2 separate regions of the Homo sapiens genome follow, and region 1 is linked to region 2. Evidence: chromatin loops called from intact Hi-C (ENCODE). Cell type or tissue: Caco-2. All regions are shown on one strand. Each heading gives the region's core, and the rest is flanking DNA. Links, peaks and the distances in the headings are about the cores only.

What was found. Peaks named below come from ENCODE experiments on the same cell type or tissue, not always from the same donor. Only the 100,000 strongest peaks of a DNase experiment are listed, where the experiment ranks them.
Region 1: it touches region 2 in a loop (12-fold over the local background); 2 of 110 quality-filtered maps call a loop at or near these places.

Annotation. Positions count from the first base shown.
Region 1 is chr6:104,235,224-104,244,968 of GRCh38, reverse strand. No RefSeq gene overlaps it. Among named protein-coding and RNA genes, the nearest start is that of HACE1, 620 kb to the left of the region's middle. In Caco-2, for the core only: no CTCF peak of the experiment used is centred there; DNase peaks (open chromatin) are centred at 3,898 and 4,818.
Region 2 is chr6:104,320,657-104,330,401 of GRCh38, reverse strand. No RefSeq gene overlaps it. Among named protein-coding and RNA genes, the nearest start is that of HACE1, 530 kb to the left of the region's middle. In Caco-2, for the core only: a CTCF peak has its summit at 4,620 (motif pointing right); no DNase peak of the experiment used is centred there.

The DNA.
Region 1 (9,745 bases), core at 2,915-7,914, 86 kb after region 2:
TAGATTCGATTTGCTAGTATTGTGTTGAGGATTTTTACATCAATATTCATCAAGAATATTGGCCTGAAGTTTTCTTTTCTTTTTTTTTTTTCTTGTGTCTCTGCCAGATTTTGGTATGAAGCTGATGCTGGCCTCATAGAATGAATTATAGATGATCTCCCCTCCTTAAGGTTTTGGAGTAGTTTCAATAGGAATGGAAGCAGCTTTTTTTTTTTTTTTTTTCATGTATCTGGTAGAATTCAGCTGTGAATCTGAGTGGTTTTACTTCTTGGAAGGCTTTTTACTACTGATTAAATTTCAGAACTCATTATTGGTCTGTTCAGGGATTCAGTTTCTTCCTGGTTCAGTCTTGGGAGGTTGTATGTGTCGAAGAATTTATCTGTTTCTTCTATATTTTCTAGTTTGTATGCACAGAGGTGTTCATAGTAGTCTCTGAAGGTTTTTAGTATTTCTGTAGGGTCAATGATAATGTACCCTTTGTCATTTCTAACTGGGTTTACTTGGATCTTCTGTCTTTTTTTCTTTAGTAAGTTAGACTGCAAACTAGACTAACAATTTTTTTCAAATAACCTATTTCTAGATTCATTGATCTTTTGTACAGCTTTTTGCACCGCCGTTTCCTTAAATTCTGCTCTGATTTTGGTTATTTCTCATCTTCTGCTAGCTTTGGGGTTGGTTTTTCTTATTCCTCTAGTTGTTATGTTAGGTTGTTAATTTGAGATCATTCTAACTTTCTGATGTGGACACATAGTGCTACAAACTTCCCTCTTAACACTGACTTAATTGTATCTTAGAGGTTCTGGCATTTTGTATCTTTATTCTCTTTAGTTTCAAGGCATTTCTTGATTTCTGCCTTAATTACATTACTTATGCAAAAGTCACTCAGGAATAGGTTAATTTCCAGGTAATTGTATGGTTTTGAGCTATTTTCTTTGTATTGATTTCTATTTTTATTGTGCTGTGGTCCAAGAGTGTGGTTGGTATGATTTTGATTTTGTTGAATTTGCTGAGGACTGTTGTATGTCCAACAGCATGGTTGATTTTAGAGTATGTGCCATGTGGCAATGAGAAGATTGTATTGTTTTTGGGTGGGGAGTTCTATAGGTGTCTATTAGGTTCATTTGGTCTAATGTTGAGTTCAGGTCCTAAATATCTTTAATTTTCTGCCTCAATTATCTGCCTAATACTGTCACTGTAATGTTGAAATCTCCCATTATTATTGTGTGGTTATCTAAGTCTCTTACTAGGTCTCTGAGAACTCACTTTATGAAGTTGAGTGCTCATGTGTTGGGTGCATATACCTTTAGGAGCGTTAGGTCTTCTTGTTGAGTTGTACCTTTTACCATTTTCTAAGGCCCTTGTTTGTCTTTTTTGATCTTTGTTGGTTTAAAGTATATTTTGTCTGAAATTAGAATAGCAATTGTTCTTTGCTTGGTAGATTTTTCTCCCACCTTGTACATTGAGCCTATGGGTGTTATTACATATGAGATGAATCTCTTGAAGACAACATGCCATTGGATCTTGCTTCTTTCTCCAGTCTGGCACTCCGTGTGTTTTAATTGGGGCATTTAGCCCATTTACATTCAAGGTTAGTATTCATATGTGTTAATTTGATCCTGTTATCCTGTTGTAAGCCGGTTATTTTGCAGGCTTGTTTGTGGGGTTGCTTTATAATGTCAATGGTCTATGTCCTTAAGTGTGTTTTTGCAGTGACCAATAATTGTCTTTCCTTTCCATATTTAGCACTCCCTTCAGGACCTCCTGTGAGGCAGGTCTGATGGTGACAAATTCCCTAAGCATTTGTTTGTCTGAAAAGGGTCTTATTTCTCCTTCACTTGTGAAGCTTAGTTTGGCTGAATATAAAATTCTTGGCTGGATATTCTTTCCTTTAAGAATACTGAATATAGTCCCCAATCTCTTTTGGGTTATAGGGTTTCTGCTGAAAGGTCTCCTGTTAGCCTGATGGGGTTCCCTTTGTAGATGTCCTAACTCTTCTCTCTAGCTTCCTGTAACATTTTTTCTTTCATGTTGACCTTGGAAAATCTGATGATTGTATATTTTGGGGATGATTTTCTTGTGTAGTGTCTCACAGGGGTTCTCAGCATTTCCTGAATTTGAATGTTGGCCTCACTAGTGAGGCTGGAGAAGCTTTCATGGATGATATCCTGAAATATGTTGTTTAAGTTTCTTGCTTTTTCCCTGTCTCTTTCAGGGATGTCAGTGAATTGTAGATTTGATCTCTTTATATAATCCTGTATTTCTCAGAGGTTTTGTTTGTTCTTTTAAAAATTTTTTCTTTACTTTTGTCTGATTTATTTCTAGAATAGTTTTTTTTGGCCACTTGAAAAATTCTTTCAGTTTGTTGCCAAGATTTAAACATTGGAAGACTTAAGAATATGCTTGTCTTTTAAAAAAATATAATTCCAACTTTGATTTTAGATTCAGGGGGTACATGTGCAAGTTTGTTACCTGGGTATATTGTGGGATGCTGAGATTTGGGGTATGATTGATCCTGTCGCCTAGGAACTGAGCATAGTTCCTAATAGTTTTTCAATTCTTATCTTCCTCATTTTCTGACTCCTCCTGAAGATTCAAGCATCCTGGTAGCAACAGTGTCATATTTCTGCATGGTCACTCTCAGCCATTGTTGTATAGCTATTTTCTCCTATAGACTTGGCTGTCGTACTTCACTTTGTCTCAGATCCTTCCTGAGCAACTCCAATATGCATAGCATACTCCTGATCTCTGTGGACACTAGTACAGATAATCAGAAGCAGCTCAGGTATTTTAGAACACCTTAATTACATTAAATTTTCTTTTCTTTTTTTTTTTTTTTAGGTGGAGGCTCGCTCTGTCATCCAGGCTGGAGTGCGGTGGCTCAATCTTGGCTCACTGCAACCTCCACCTCCCGGGGCCAAGTGATTCTCCTGTGTCAGCCTCCCGAGTAGCTGGGACTACAGATGTATGCCACCACACCCGGCTAATTTTTTGGATTTTTAGTAGAGACAGGGTTTCACCTTGTTAGCCAGGATGGTCTCAATTGCCTGACCTCATAAAATGCCTGCCTTGAACTCCCAAAGTACGGGGATTATAGGTGTGAGCCACTGTGCCCGGCTGGGATTAAGTTATTCTATAAAATTTAGTTCTTTTATATAAACTAAAACAGATTTACCAGCAAAACCCACATAAAGATTATTTTAAAAAGTTACAGATAGTTAGGCATTCATACTGAGTTTACATTCTTTCCATTCTAAATGCCCAAGTTCTGTCCTAGTCACTGCAGCATCTCTCTAATGAAGGAGTAGTCCATGAATTGCAGTATCTGTATTCCATTCCAACCTGAATATTTATTTTCTGAGCTACTATGTAAAATTTGAAGAGTATGTTACAAACTTTCTACTACCTCATGTATGTATGATAAGTGTGTCGGGGTCCTCAAGACCGTCCTGAGGTCTGGTGATTTATTAGGATGGCCCACAGGACTTAGCATATGGTTATACTCAATGGTTAAGATTTATTATGGCAAAAAGAGACAGAACTGCAAAGGAAAAAGACTACATGGGGCAAAGTCCAGACAAAACCAGTGTAAGCATCCAAGAGTCCTCACCCCATGGAGTCACACAGGACATGCTTAATTCTTCTAGCATCAGATTATCACAATACACGTGAAATGTTGTTTATTAGGAAAGCTCATTAGACATTCAAGCCTCAGAATTTTTACTTCCCAGTGGTCACATAGACACCCTCTACATGCCAAACTTCTAGAATCCCAGAAGAAAAGCGAGCATTCAACATAAACCTCATTGTTTGCACACATAGTCCAGATACATTAAATATGCTTAGCAGTTAGGGAATCGTGAGAACACACCTGAAACTCAGCTTCCCAGATGCTAGTCAATGGCCAACCTCCTAAGCAGGCCCTTCTAAAGAGAGCTGTCAGGCCTGCTATGTTAACCTTTTTCTGGAAGAACAAAGACTAAGTTATTCTTTTCTTACTTATCTTTGGCCAGGTATTTTTTTTAACTGAATAATAGAGAACCTACCCAGTTAGGAATTCTGGTCTGTTTTCTTTGATAAAGAGCTAGCTGTGAACATAGTATTTGAGGTAAAGCCTATCGTTTATCTCTGAGAGCTCTAATAATCATTAAACAGAGAGACACATCTCAGGCTGTACTGTTTGATGAATTTATTTACTTCATTCACTCAACTCATATTATGCATAAGGTCATTGAAATATAAGATCTCTGCTTTTATGGAAAGGATAGCTTACGCTGAGGAGAGAAACATAAAGCCAAAGAATTAATGTGTAAAATATATAGTATGTTAGAAGATAATGATAGGAAAAATAGAGCAGTTTAGGTGTGCATCTTTGCTATGTTTATTTATAGAAGTTATATTTATATTCTAGATACGAATCTGTGGTATGCAGGTTAAGGGCCTCCAAAAATATTCAGATTCAAATCCCTGGTACCTGTAAATATGTTACCTCACATGACAAAATAGACTTTGAAGACTGGATTAAGGTTAAGGACCTTGAGAATAGACTTTGAAGACTGGATTAAGGTTAAGGACCTTGAGAATAGACTTTGAAGACTGGATTAAGGTTAAGGACCTTGAGAACAGACTTTGAAGATTGGATTAAGGTTAAGGGCCTTGAGATGGAGGTTATCTAGGGGCTCAATCTAATCATGAATCCTTCAGAGTAGAAGAAGAATGCAGAAGAGGGCCCCAGAGAGACGTGATGTGAGAAGTGCTTGACTCACCGTTGCTGGCTTTGAAGATAGAGGAAGGGTCCATGAGTCAAGAAATATGGCAGCATTTAGAAACTCGGAATGGTCTCAGTTGACAGCCAGCATAGTAATAGGGACTTTGATCCTACAACTGCAAGCAACTGAATTTGCCAACCACCTGATGAGCAACAAAATGAATTCCACCGCACTTCGAGGCCCCAGAAAGAAATGCAGCCTTGCTAACACCTTGATTTTAGCACAGTGAGACTCATGAATGAATCTTGTCCTGACCTGCAGGGCTGTAAGATAATAAATGTCTGTTGTTAAACTGTTAAGTTTTTGGTGATTTATTTTGGTAGCAAAAGAAAGCTAATAATCCTTTGTCATATATGTTTATTGCAAACATCTCCCACTCTGTGCCTTGGTTTTTCACTCTTTTAATGCTATGATTTTAAGAGTTCTTAATTTTTAAGTAGTCTAATTATGGTTAGAGTTTTCTTGTCCTGTTTAAGAAATCTTTGTTGGGCCAGGCATGGCAGCTCATGCCTGTAATCCCTGTGCTTTGGGAGGCTAAAGATGGAGGATTTCTGGAGGCCAGGTTTGAGCAACATAGTGAGACCCCCATCTCCACAAAATTTTTTTTAAAAATCAGCTAGGTGTGGCTGGGCATGGTGGCTCACGCCTGTAATCCCAGCACTTTGGGAGGCCAAGGTGGGTGGATCATGAGGTCAGGAGATCGAGACCATCCTGGCTAACACAGTGAAACCCCATCTCTACTAAAAATACAAAAAATTAGCCAGGCGTGGTGGCGGGCACCTGTAGTCCCAGCTGCTCAGGAGGCTGAGGCAGGAGAATGGCGTGAACCCAGGAGGCAGAGCTTGCAGTGAGCTGAGATCGTGCTGCTGCACTCCAGCCTGACAGAGCAAGACAGAGCAAGACTCTGTATCAAAAAGGAAATAAAAAATCAGCTAGGTGTGATGGTATGTGCCTGTCATCCTAGCTACTCAGGAGGCTGAGGTGAGAGAATAGCTTGAGACTGGGAGTTTGAGGCTGCAGTGAGCCACTGTCCTTCAGCCTGGGTGACAGAGCGAGACCTTGTCTCTAAAACTCTAAAAAAACAAAACAGAAATAAATGTTTGCCTACCTCAAGGTCATAAAAATATTATGTTTTCTTCTAATATATGTATTGTTTTAACTGTTGTATTTAGTTAACAGTCTATCTGGAATTGAATTTTTGCTTCTGGACTGAAGTAAGGGTCAAGGTTCATCGTTTTCTTTGATGGATATCTAACTGAGAGAGGGGAAAGTTGCTGGAGTATGTTCTTGTGTTGGTAAGATGGCGTGGGATCTAGCAAACCTTTCTCTTTTCTCCTACATGCAACACCATTTATTAAAAATGTTATTTTTTCCAAACAGTACTGTTTTGTCACATTTGTCATGAACCAGATGATATGTTTAGGTCTGTTTCTAGGTTCTTTATTCTGGTCCACCGGTCCATTATTTTATACCTACACAAATACCTCATTTTTTCAGTTTACAATGAATACACTTTTCTGGTTGTTTAAGCATTTGGCTTCTCTCTCTTTCCTAAAGATCTTCCAGGCTATTCTTTGCTCTTTGCATTTCTATGTAAATTTCCACAGAAAAATTGCTTGCATTTTGATTGAAATTACGTTGAACCTGAAGACTGATTTGGGAAAAATTGGTATCTTTACAGTGTCCATGAGCATGATATATGCTTGCATTTTTTTAGGTCATCTTTAATTTCTCTCAAATTCTTTAGCTTTTATTGTATAAAGCTTACAATGTTTCATTAATTCATTCCTAGGTATATGATGATTTTGAGACATATAAAGAATTTTTATAAAACATTATCTATCTTTGTTATATAAAAGAGCATTTTTCATAATGACTTTTTATCAAGTGTCTTTGCAAAGTTTACTTACTATTTCTACTAGTTTGTTTATAGACATAATCATGTTGTATGCGAATAATGATATGGTTGCCTCTTCCTTTCCAGTCCTTTACAACTTTATCTTGACTAATAGCATTGGCAAGAGCATTCACACAAAATAGAAAGTATAGCTAAAGTTTTTAGATTTTTGAAATTATGTTTATGAGAGATGTTAGCTTATAATTTTTGTAATGTCTTTTTAAGAAAGGTTTTTGATAGATTTTCAATTTCTTCCTCTTAGCTTTGATAAGATGTTTTTCAAGGAATTATTTTACTTAGTTGCTCAATTAATTTAATTTCGACATAAAGTCACACATAATATCTTATTTTAATGTCTGAAGATGTGTACCAGTTCACTCCTAAGGATGGTAATTTGGGTCTTCTCTTTTATCATCTAGTCTTCCTAAGGCTTTAACGTTTTTATCATTCTTTTCAAAATTAGTTTTAGTTTTTGGCAGTTTTTTTTCTGATTGCTTGCTTATTTTCTGGCTATATTTTCAAGATACAACAATACCACCAAAGACAACAACTTTCCTGACAGATTGGCTGTGGGCTGTGGGAAGATGACTGTAAGGCTTCTGGCCTGGGCATCTTAATGGTTGGCATTGCCATAAACTGTGATAGGGATGGTGGGGGGGGGAAGCAGGTGATAGGTAGACATGTAAAAATTCAGTTTTGGATATATTTGGTTTGAGAAGTCAGTTAGACTTTTAAGAGGATATGTTGAGTAGACAGCTGGATATATGACAGTGGAATATGGAGAAGTGTCTGGACCAGAGATACAAAGGTGAGAGTTATCCTCATAGAAATAGTGTTTAAGACCAGGGGAGTAAGTGACCTCTCTAATGGAGTGAGTATAAAATGAGAAGAAAAGATCAAAATCTAGGTCCTGCAGTATTCCAAAATTATGAGGTTTGTGGGGATGAAATAAAACAAGTGAAGGAAACTGGTGAGGATCAATGTGGGAGACGTTTTTTAACCCAAGTTAAGAAAGTGTGTAAAGAAGGAAGAGATCACATTTATCAAATTTGTTGTTGTGTGGAATAACATGAGAACTGAGAACTGACTATTAGAGTTAGCAACATGGAGATCATTGAATAACTTTACAAAGAGCAGTTTTAGTGGAGAGGTAGATGGCAAAAGCCAGGTTGAAGCATGGAAAAAGGAAGCAAATGGAACTGGAGACATTGAGTGCCGACAATTTTTGAGGTGTTTTGCTCCATGGAGAGACTAAGAAATGGGGGAGTGCTACTGGTGGTAGTTGGGTTAAGAGAAATATTTTTAAGATAGGAGAAATAACAGTGTATGTGCAAGGGAATGATCAAGTAGAAAGAAAAAATGTTTGATGCAGTGGAGAGAAGAGGAGGAAACTTGCTGGAATATGTTAATTGTGTTGGTAATAGCATGGGATCTAGCCCTTCTCCCCCTTCTTTCCTGCATTCATTCATAGTGTGCAGTAAAAGTCCTTATAACTGTGTCTATAACATAGATTTGCTTGCACAATGCCTTTATAAAATGATTAATAATAGTGTATACTGAAGATCTTGTAATATACATTTTTTAATAAAAATACTTTAAAATCCTACTTTTTTTCATCAGTAACATTAAAATTTAGAGTATGGAATAAACCAAGGGATAAATGAAATAAATACCTGAGCAGCAAATGTATAATACTAAGTTCAAGTATTTTAGAATACCTTCATGCCATGACCCAAGTTATTTTGTATAAACTAAGGAAATAGATTTATCAGCAAAACACAATGTCGGTAGGGAAAAGCAGTAGATATCAACAGAGGAACTAGACACAACAAATTTTGGAAAATCAGACAAGTTCTTCTATGTAGACTCATGATACATAATTTACATAAGAGACATTACCATATTAATTTGGGCTAATACAGTATAGCAGCAAATATCTATATATACCTCGAGGACTTCTGAAGGTGTTATACTTTGCCACAGTTCAATAATTGTTCCCAATGAGATCAAGTCCTTTTTTCAATATATGATAGTGTTCAATGGAAAATTTTCAATTAAATATTTGTAGAAAACCTTAAAAACATATTTGTGCCTAAGTGACTTAAGAGCAGTGATCCGGAAACATGCTTAAGAATTTAGTTGACAAACTTTATTTTCTGTCATTTCTGATAAATGGAGCATTAATGCCTGCATACAGATGAAGGTATCAAGTGCTGACCATCTCTAACATAACTAGACAAGCATATCCCAAGATGTGTTCTTTAAAAACATTGAAAGACAAGCATATTGATCATAGAGTAGTAGAGAGTCAGAAAACACCCTGGACTTTAATCAGTGTTGTATCTGCTTAAATGTGCAGAGCTCAGAATGTATGGTAATGGACATATTTATCCTTATTCTTCTAAATTTTCATCTGTATTTCTCATTGCTTAATCAGATAAACTGTATTTTTCTTTATATGTTTATATTAACCATGAATAAGATAGTATTACCAGACTACCAATTACACATAATTAAGATGAAATTAAGTTCTAAAGTAAAATGTTGTCCTATAATTTAGATATTATAGTAACTGGAAAAAGAAACTCAAATTGAATAAAACTTAATGTATAAAAAATGTTGGAAATTAACATCTATTCAAGCCACTATGAATAACACTGTTGTTTGGAATACATGTGTAGGGAGAGGAAAGAGAACTAAACATATTTTACAGACAAATGAAATCAACTTTAACTGAAACCCAGAGAAAAAAGGGAAAAATGAAACTTCTTAACGTGGGGCAAGTATTAGTAGACTCCTTTAAGAGAGATTCTGGTAGACAGGTCACTTTCATAGCAGAAAGTGGTTGTGCAAATATGTAAAATTCTTGGTATATTAAGATGAAAAATCTAAATAGGTTACCTGTGAAAAGATTCAAATGGAAATACACTAACATAGAATTGATAAATTATAGGGTTGTAAGCAGATACAATTCTTATAAGAAACGTACATGCGATGTGTATGCAAAGGCTTATACTTTGGAAGTCCATGTTAAAATATTAATAGTGATTCTTTGTGAGTGGTGAGAATGTTATTTTTATTT
Region 2 (9,745 bases), core at 2,598-7,597:
AAGGCCATTTTTTTTCAGTAGGAAAAGATATAGATACTAGAGGTATATTCTTATTCATCAACTTTATTCCCAATTGAGGAATACTTAGAAGTTTTAAATAAATAAATTAATTAAAAAGGTAAATGTGGGTGGGAGGGAATGGAGAGCAATTGTTTAATGGGAACAGAGTTTTAGTTTTGCAAGGTGACAAGAATGCTGTGGATAGATGGTGGTAATGATAGCACAACAATGTGGATGTACTTAATGCCATGTGACTTTACACTGCAAACCACCATGGCACATGTATACCTATGTAACAAAACTGCATGTTCTGCACATGTACCCCAGAACTTAAAGTATAATAGAAAAATAGTTAAGATGGTAAATTTTATGTTATATGCATATTATCAGCATAACAAAAACAAAACAAAACAAAACAAAAAAAAAAACAAAGGTAGGTGAAGGCAAGAGTAAAGGAAAGAAGAGGAAGATTGGGTTGGGCCAGGTTTGGGTTATGCATTCCTAATGAGCTTAATGGTTAGCAATTCATCTTGTAGCAGAGACACCACCCACAGTTTACAAAGTGGACAGCATTTTGCTTCTGCTTGAGATGTTATTATTCCTTCAGTAGTCACATTTGAAGAAGATATATTGAGGTACAGATGAAAACCTTCTGAATGATTTTTTGTCAGTTCTTTTGTGTTTTAAAGCTGCTTCAGGCTACCTTCAGACCTCTAGACCTGTTGCTGAATACAGGAAAGCTATCTTGTCCGTGTATGGATTTAACCCATATAGGATCCTACATCTTGAAATTCACACTTTGAAGATAATTTTGTTTTTGTTTTTGATTTTCCTTTTTCTTCTCCAAAATGGTTTGTTTTCTCAATCCTAGGGATTGATCAGTTACAGCTAGAGGCACTTAAGGCTTTGTCTTTAGAACCCCCAAAACGGACACTTGTTCATCAGGGGTCCCTAGTGTAGAGAGTGAATCGATTCTGACCATGAAGGGAAAAAGGATCTCTACAGGCACAGATTAGTAAAAATGACCATTTCAGATAGGCAGTGGGGCCAAGAAGCAAAGAGAATCTTGTAGAAATCCCGTGCTGGAGGCAAGGTGCATGTCTCTTTCATTCTGAATTCTTCCTAAGATTCCTTTCTCTGTTAATGTAACTTGAAAGTGAATTTATAATATCATCAGATACATATTTTACAGATACAACATAATACACAGATTCCTTGTTTTGAGTAGCTAATTAGAAACTATTTCTATTTAATAGAAATGAAAAAAAGTCCCTGAATAAAGCTTTTATTTTTTCCAGGGTGGGATGAAGAGGCAGATTTATAAAGCCATACAGAGTCCCTTAACTCCTTAATCATTTAGACAGGTAGTCAATTTTCTCAACAGAGGTCATCCTTTGCCCTTATATTTGTAGATGGGGTGGGGGATCAGGCAGTAAGGCCATAATCAAACTCTTTGCTCTTAGAGACAATGGATACAACACAAAATTTTTATAAAACCAGAAAGTAAAGACAAGAAAAACAAAAAGAAATGCCCATTGGATATCCCAATCAAGTTAATCTTCCATAATATTTAACTGTATTACAAATAAAGGAATGGTTTGTGGACAACTGAGGAATTTTCCGTGTGTACTTTAAACCATAGTTATAAAATATTCTGTATTTTTCTTGTCATCCATATTAAATATTCAAGGCTTGAAAAAACGATTGAGGCCTTATTATTACAAATATCTTCTAAACTGAGAATTCCCTAGTGCATGTTTTTCTAAGACATTTTAGGATATACTAGATGCTCTGTTATCTCATTGAACAGATGGGACACAGTATCACATCTCAGATAGTGTGGCCAAATTCTCAGTGCTGCATATTTGTTTCATATCCACTGCCTTTTCTTATGATTTGAGGTGGTGTGAAATTTTGGTTAGATGGTAAATTGGTTGCTTTTGAGGGTCAGGATGTACTTCTTGGAGTTTTGTCTTAGTTGTAAAAGTCCTTCAAATATGTTTACAAGGGAGAAGATGTATATTTTATGAAAAAATAAAGAAATCTGTTTGTATAAGTTCAAATACATTCCTGCATAAAAGCTTGATGAGGTCAGAAGAATTTAAACTTTTGTTGGACAATGGACACCTTTGAGAATCTAGGAAAATTATGTAATTTGTCTTACAAACCTGGACACTTTGAGAGGTTAAGTGGGGTCCGGTGAATAATTACACTGAGAGAACAGACACAAACAAGATTTATCTTGGGAAAACTGGGGGATATTGTCATTTTAAGAATTGGAAACAATGTGCTCATGTCTGCACACTACTTATATTTTATACATCACTTTGCGGAGTTCACATCTTCATATTAAGAAAGCTTGGATTAGATGCATTCATCCAACATTTATTTGTTTTCTGTCTACTTTGTCCCAGGCACTATTTTTAGGTGCTGGAGATATAGCACTGCACAAAACTGAAATATTTCCACCCTCATGGGATTTATATTCTACTGTGGTAGTCTTACAACATGGGAGTTAGTTTGACAATGCAGAATTCTAAAAATGGTACCCAAGATTCCTATCTCCTGGCTATTCAATCAGACACGAATCTATGTACTGCTGTGAAGGGACTTTGCAGATGTAGTTAAGCTTAAGAACTTCAAAATAGAGGGAGGGGCCTGAATTACCCAGGTGGGCCCAATCTAACCACTTGAGCCCTGAGAATCAGAGAAATTTCTTCAGCTGGAGTCAAAGAGATGCAGCAGAAGAGGAAAGCAGGAGAGATGAGGCAAAAGGGGAAGTCAAAGAGATTCAAAGCCTGAGAAAGGCTAGACTTTCCCTTGATGGCTTTGAAGGCGGCCATGAGCCAAGGAATATAGGCAGCCTTTAGAAGTTGAGAAAGACTTTGACTGACAAGCAAAAAGGAGATGGAGGCCTGAGTCTTATAATCACATGGAACTGAATTTGGCCAACAACTGAAATGAGTTTGGATGTGGATTCTTCCTAGAGACTCTTGATAAAAGCCCTGCAGCCTGACACTTTGCTTTCAGCCTTCTGAGAATTGGAGCAAAAGAAGCAACAAAGACCGCTGGACTTCTGACCTACAGAACTGTGAGTTGATAGATTTGTGTTGTTTTCAGCAGCTAAGTTTGTGGTAATTTGTTATGGTAGCAATAAAAAACTGTAAGAACAATAAACAGGAAAAAGAAGCAAAATATTTGCTAGTAGAATGTAAATGCTAAGGAGTAAAAATACAGCAAACAAGGTATTAAACGAGAGAAGAAATGGTATTTTAGGTAGGATTTCCAGGAAGGCCTTACTGAGAAGATTACTTTTGAGAAAGGACCTGAAGACCATGCAGGAGCAAGTCATGAGGATATTGTGGGAAAGGCTTTTCCATGCAGAGAGAGCAGTAAGAGCAAAGGCCCTGAGGCCGGAGCAGGTTTGTTTGATGTGTGAGAGGAGCAGCAGGGAGGCCAGTATGGTGAGGGCAGAGTGACTTTGGGAAAGAGTGTAGGAGATGAGGTAGAGAGAGAATGGGAGTCAATTTTCTGAAGGCCTTATCAGTCGTAGCAAAGGCTGTTGCATTTATTCTGAGTGACAGGAGCTGTGGGAGGGTTTTAAGCAAGGGAGGGAGTAATAGGATTTGCCTTGTGCCTCAGCAGGGTCACTCCAGCTTGTGTATTGAGAATAGACTGCAGGAGGCATGAGTAGAACCAGGGACATCAGCTAGAAGGCTACTGCAAAAATCCAAACAGGAGATGGTGTTGGCTTGAACTTCGATCTGGGTAGTCAGAGTGGTGAGAAATGGTCATAGTTGACTCATTTTGAAAGTAGAGCTGATAGGATTTGCTGAATGACCAGTGGTAGAGGATGTGGGTTAGGGAGAAAGAGCATCTTTCACAACTCTTTCCTAAAATGCAAAGTCAAGATTACAGAATGGAGTGATCAAAAAAAAGGGAAGTTGCCCAATGTTTTGGAATTTTAAAAATTATTTCATTATATATTTGTTTGGTGAACTTATTCGGTAGATTTAATTGCATGTGTGTAATTCTGGAATGTCCATGTCGTGATTTGGTTCCCTTGGCAACTGCCCAGAGGTGCTGGAGTGTAAGGTGTAAGGGCTCCCCACAGGACTCTCTGCATGCCTTCAGGGATGATCGAAGCTGCCAAACCCTCAGACCCAGTACTGCCCCCGCAGAAGGTCTCAGGGGTGTTCCCCAAATAACACAGAAATGAGTCAAATGCCTCACAAAGTGGAGTAGACAGAGTTGTGACCAAAAAAATAAAACACAGGCAGAGCAAGTTTTAAACAGTTTGGAAACTCAAGAGCTGGAACACAGTAGTAAGGTGGAAATGTCAGATAATATGAAACTTTTTAACCTGGAGAAGTAAAGTCACCGGCATGGTTTGATAACTTGACTGAGTATGCAAAGCATTACAGCTCAATAAATGGTGGCAGCTCTCCCCTTATCTACAGGAGATAACCCGAGGGATTTAGGTCAGCTATAAGGCAGAGCTTATTTGCGGCAAAGATTATTAAATAATGGAAGGAGTGCCTGAAGAATCTCCAGAGGCGTTTTTCAATACCTCAGGGACATATTTTGACACGGTAGTGCTGGACTTCTCCACAAGATGGCAATCACGGGTTGACTCCAATTTTTGTTTTGATAAAAATATCTATAAAGTTTACTTTGGCAGGAAAAAGTAAAGAACCGTGACTTATGCTTCGCTGTCATATTTTGTATTATATTATCTATGGATGAGTTATATTTTTCCAACCCACCATCTCCACTTATGGAGTTTTAAAACATATTATTTTGTAAGGCTGGGGGAGGCATGTTGCAATATTGGAGTGGCAAATCTCTCTCTCTGTTCTCACATCCCAACATCAGGATATTGATCTTCTTTTTGGAAACATTGCGAAACAAAGTTTCACATGCCTTACAAGTCTGAAATGAGGTATGTCCTAAAACCTGGTAAATAGAAGAAAGTTGGTTAGAAACCTAGATGTCTCCTCAAACAAGAAATTATGATTTTGGTTAAGGGATATGGAAATAGTGCATTTTGCAAAATGATCTTAAAGGATTATTGCTGCTTTAAGAAGCAAGAATTTTTATTCTTTATATTTGAAATGGAATATCTTTAATTTAAAATTCAGAGGACAAATGCCCTCTTCTTTTTTTTCTAAAAAGAAATTAACTACTACTACTCATCTTGTGTAGACGTTATAAAGCTTCAGGTCATGTACTCAAAGGTACCTGCTGAAACTTTATTCATTTATAACAACTGTATTCTCTATTTTGTACCTCTATTTTGCCTGATGGCCAAAAAGAAACATGTTCATTATCCGCATATTAATTCAGAATTTCGTCTCCCTTCTTTCTCCCTGGAATTAGTTCTGGATGTAGAAACAGCCTCTGGATGGCAGGGAGGATATCTGGTTCTGGTATTTGTGCATGTGGTGTCTCTGACATGGACATTCATATATTTGGGCCAGGAGCATGGCCAGTCCTCCGTGCTGGCATCCACTGAAAATCATGCGGTTCTCACTGCTTTCCTTGTCGCATAAACTGTTATCTGCCTCCTAGTATGGCATCCCCTCACTACAACCACAAAGCCAATGTCCATGATCTTTCATTGGCGTAGGATGATATTCCATGCTACTCAGAGACCTGCTGAGAGCCGCTGGTCTGGTGCAGTGTGCTCTACTGGGCTGCCTCTCACTGCAGTGTCTACTGTGACACTGCTGTTTTCCAGCCTGCACAGTTGGGTTGCTGTATGTGTTGCAGCTGACAGGCATTTGGGTCCTGCCTTTATAACCTCCACCTGAGGACTTGAGGTTTGTGATGTCAGGAATACAGGTCTCTCTGATGCTTTTTTTGTTTTCCCCACTTCTCTCTACCTCTGTCCTTCATTGCGTAATACAGATATCTACACTGTAAGATCTGTATGTCAGTTTCAGCTACTGGCTCATCAGTTAGAAAATCCAGAAGACAGTGTATGTATGTATAGGCAGGGTGTTTGATTTGTCTGTCTTAATGTATCTGAAGAATAGTTGGCAAACCAGTGTTGATGCAGCACACTTTGGGGTGGCAGGGGGGAGGGTGAGAAAAAGCATAAGTTACGGACGATAGCTAAGATACACTAGGATAGATCCAGGATCCTCCAGCTACTAGCTGTGTGAGACCTTGAATAAGTCACTTAACCCAACTGAGATTAGGTTTCCTGATCTATGGTCTAGAAAGCACCATATGAGATTCGAAAGATGTATTTGATATCAATTTGTGAAAAGTAAATGTATATTATACCTTTTTCCTGTTTAATTTAAAACTATGTAGGTAAGAGCTAAATTAGGACAGAAGTATTTAAAGCCTTGATTTCTTTTTTCTAAACTCTGAGGTTTAGGGGTATATGAGCAGGTTTGTTATATAGATAAACTGTGTCACAGGGGTTTGGTGTACAAATTATTTCATCACCTGGGCACTAAGCTTAGTATTCAATAGTTATTTTTTCTGATCCTCTCCCTCCTCCCGTTCTTTACCCTCAAGTATACCCTGGTGTTTGTTGTTCTCCTTTTTGTGTCCATGTGTTCTCACCATTTAGCTCCCACTTATCAATGAGAACATTCAGTATTTGTTTTTCTGTTCCTATGTTAGTTTGCTAAGGATAATGGCCTCCAGCTCCATCCATGTTCCTGCAAAGGACATGATCTCCTTGTTTTTATGTAAAGCCTTGATTTCAGTAACTTAATTTTATAAGGCAGTTTATGTACAGTTGATACATGGTTTGAAAGAAGTATATAAAATTTGCTCATTTTCAATGGCCTGAATATAAAAATTATGTGTATAAATAAACTCAAGATGTCCCATATTATTCTACATATAAAATTAATGTCATAAAACTACCATGTTGGAAAAATATACACTTTTTACTTTGGCTAGGCGTACTATCAAATCCCTCTTCATTAATAAGGGTTTTAAAAGAGAGAATAAAGAAGAGTTAAAGGGAAACATGGATAAATTTAGGCAGAATGAATGAACAAATGTTATTGGAAACACTGAAAAAATTATTTCAGATGGCATTGTAGATGTCAGAGGGTTTTCAATACAAGTATTTAAGTTGACATGAATTGCAGATGGCTAATAATACATCAGAATAATTAAATTATAGATTGCAAATAGCACTTATGTGGGTAACTTCCCAGTTGTTCTTTACACAGTATTTGGTGCAAAACTCTCCTCCTCTGGGCTTGAAAATGTCAACTTAGGTTTCATAAAATATGCCAAAGGGGAATTTCATGTGTGCTTTGCAATATGCTGGTTTCTACCGCAGTTCCCTTCCCACTGTGGTTATGTATCACATGTGTACTTCCCTCCGTGAGTGCATTGGAGCTGCAGTGGTGAGGGAGAGAGTTGCCTGCCCAGCTTGATATAAGTGACAGCTCAACGGGGTTTCACTGGATCATTTATAAAGTTTTAGATGGTGGTCACTGCCAGCTCAGAAGATAATTATAATAAGTGAATTTTGTCTGGAAGCCAGAGAAAGAAAATCTATCTGGCGTTGTGATAAAAGAAGACGACTTTATTGTTTTACCAGCCCCTGTACTTGCAGCTGGAGTCTGTGGCAACGGTTGGGTATGGAACTCAGGCTCTCCCTCTCATGCCTTTCTGAACCCAGAACAAAGCAATTCATTTTTAGACAAAACCATTTAGAGGACAACCAATTTCACTGCAAGCATCCTGGAATCCAACAGCTTAATATGGCTCTGGTTGGAATGACATCTCTAAAATTGTATCTTTGCTGCTGTGTGACTCCTAGTGTTTCCTATAATTTGGTAGCAGAAACCATATGTCTTTGTGCCTACTGTGTGCAGTCCCCTGTGGCGGGCTGCTGCCATCCTAGCTATGTGACTGCCCTGTGATAGGAAGTAAGCCTCAAAGCACGCTCCTCTAGGAGGCAGGGAGAGGATGAGTGAGAAATTTCTTACTAGGTAGACAAGTAGCTGAGCTCATTATATGGCTTTGTCCACTGTGTCTCTTTTGAAAGGAGATTGCTCATTCTTTTAAGCAAAAGAACAATTTTACTAGTAAATGAGATTTTCTCTGCAAAGCTGGTCTCAAGAAATGACATATACGTAGCCCTGTAATAGATTCTGATAACTTAATTAAAGCTAATGCAATATGCAATTCCAGTGCATTGTCAATCTTGGTCAAATGTGTGCTTCATTTTAACTGGCAGTGCAAATCACTTGTGAGGGTACAGGAATAACATGCAATCCAAAAGAATCCATATAGCAGCATCTTTTTATTGATTTGAAGGGAAGTACAGCATATTATGGTGGGGCTATATACAAAACCCTCATTTTAAGGGTAATGAGACTCAGATATTACCATAGATAAGCAGCATCAGATATTCATGCGTCTGAAAATTGTCTGTTGTTTCAATTCATATAAAGTAAATCTTTTCCACATCAATTTCTTTTATGATCTTGGGTTATTGCTTGAGTGCTCAGTCTTAAGATAAGTTTACTGGTTTAAGAATTTAATAAAATTTACTATTAAAAATGGAAAATGTACAAATATATTGTCTATATTTTTTTCCATGGCTCTTGTTATGACAAAATCCAAACATAAGAAAAGAGGAAAATATTTGTGAGAAATGAAAGAAGTATTATTGGATTCACAGACCCTTCACAATACCCAGGAAAGCACACTGTTAGAATTGCATTTACTTCACCTCCTGTTGTGTCACATACGATGTCAAGAAGATATTTTTATGAAGTAAGTCATATCATTTTCACCATATTACTACAGTTTTCCTGAACTGCTCAATGGGAATGTTTTAATTCTCACATAGACTTTCTAAGTCCATCTGTGAAAGTGGAAATAGGCTAGTAAAAGTGCCAAGAAACAACACCTGCTCAGAAACATGAGAGCCAACCTGCTCCTCCCTGCCCATGCCCAAGTTCAGAGCATGATCTAACAGTTTGAGTGTTATCACATTAGAAGCAGACAAGCAGTTTACATAGACCAAACTAGGCAGTAGGTAGGATAAGAGCAATTGGTCATTGGTCACTCATGGACAGATTTCAAAAGCAAAAAGTTAAGAGATGTATCACACAGGTGATTCTGTTTCAATAGAGCCCATTCTTGCTGAATGAGACAAAGAACTTTCTCAATAAAAATTAAGGGCCTCATAGGATAGGCAAAGAGGCCTGCAAACCATCCCTCCAAGGAGTGACCGTCCAACCACACCTAGGAGCTTCTCTAGCCAAGTCCCTGCTGCTGTCTGGGCCGGATCTATACACAGAGATTAGGTTCAAAAGGCTGTGACCCTGAAAAGCAAATAGCTCTGCTGTCATCCTCAGCAAAAGTGAAACATGCAGGGTTCTTGCTTCCTATCCACTGTCTTTCACATTAAAGTGAATCTTGTGGTTATCTTGGAGGCAACAAAGTCTAACGGAAACCTGGGCCACCACGGGCACATGCCTACTTTGACCTTGCCAAAACTCTACAGTCCTATTTTCCTTTCCTTTCTCCTTTCCTTCCTTTGACGGAGTCTTGCTCTGTCGCCTGGGTTGGAGTACACTGACAATCTTAGCTCACAGCAACCTCCGCCTCCCAGGTTCAAGTGATTTTCCTGCATCAGCCTCCCGAGTAGCTGGTATTACAGGCACGTGCCACCATACCCAGCTAGTTTTTGTATTTTTAGTAGAGACAGGGTTTCACCATGTTGGCCAGGCTGGTCTCGAACTCCTGACCT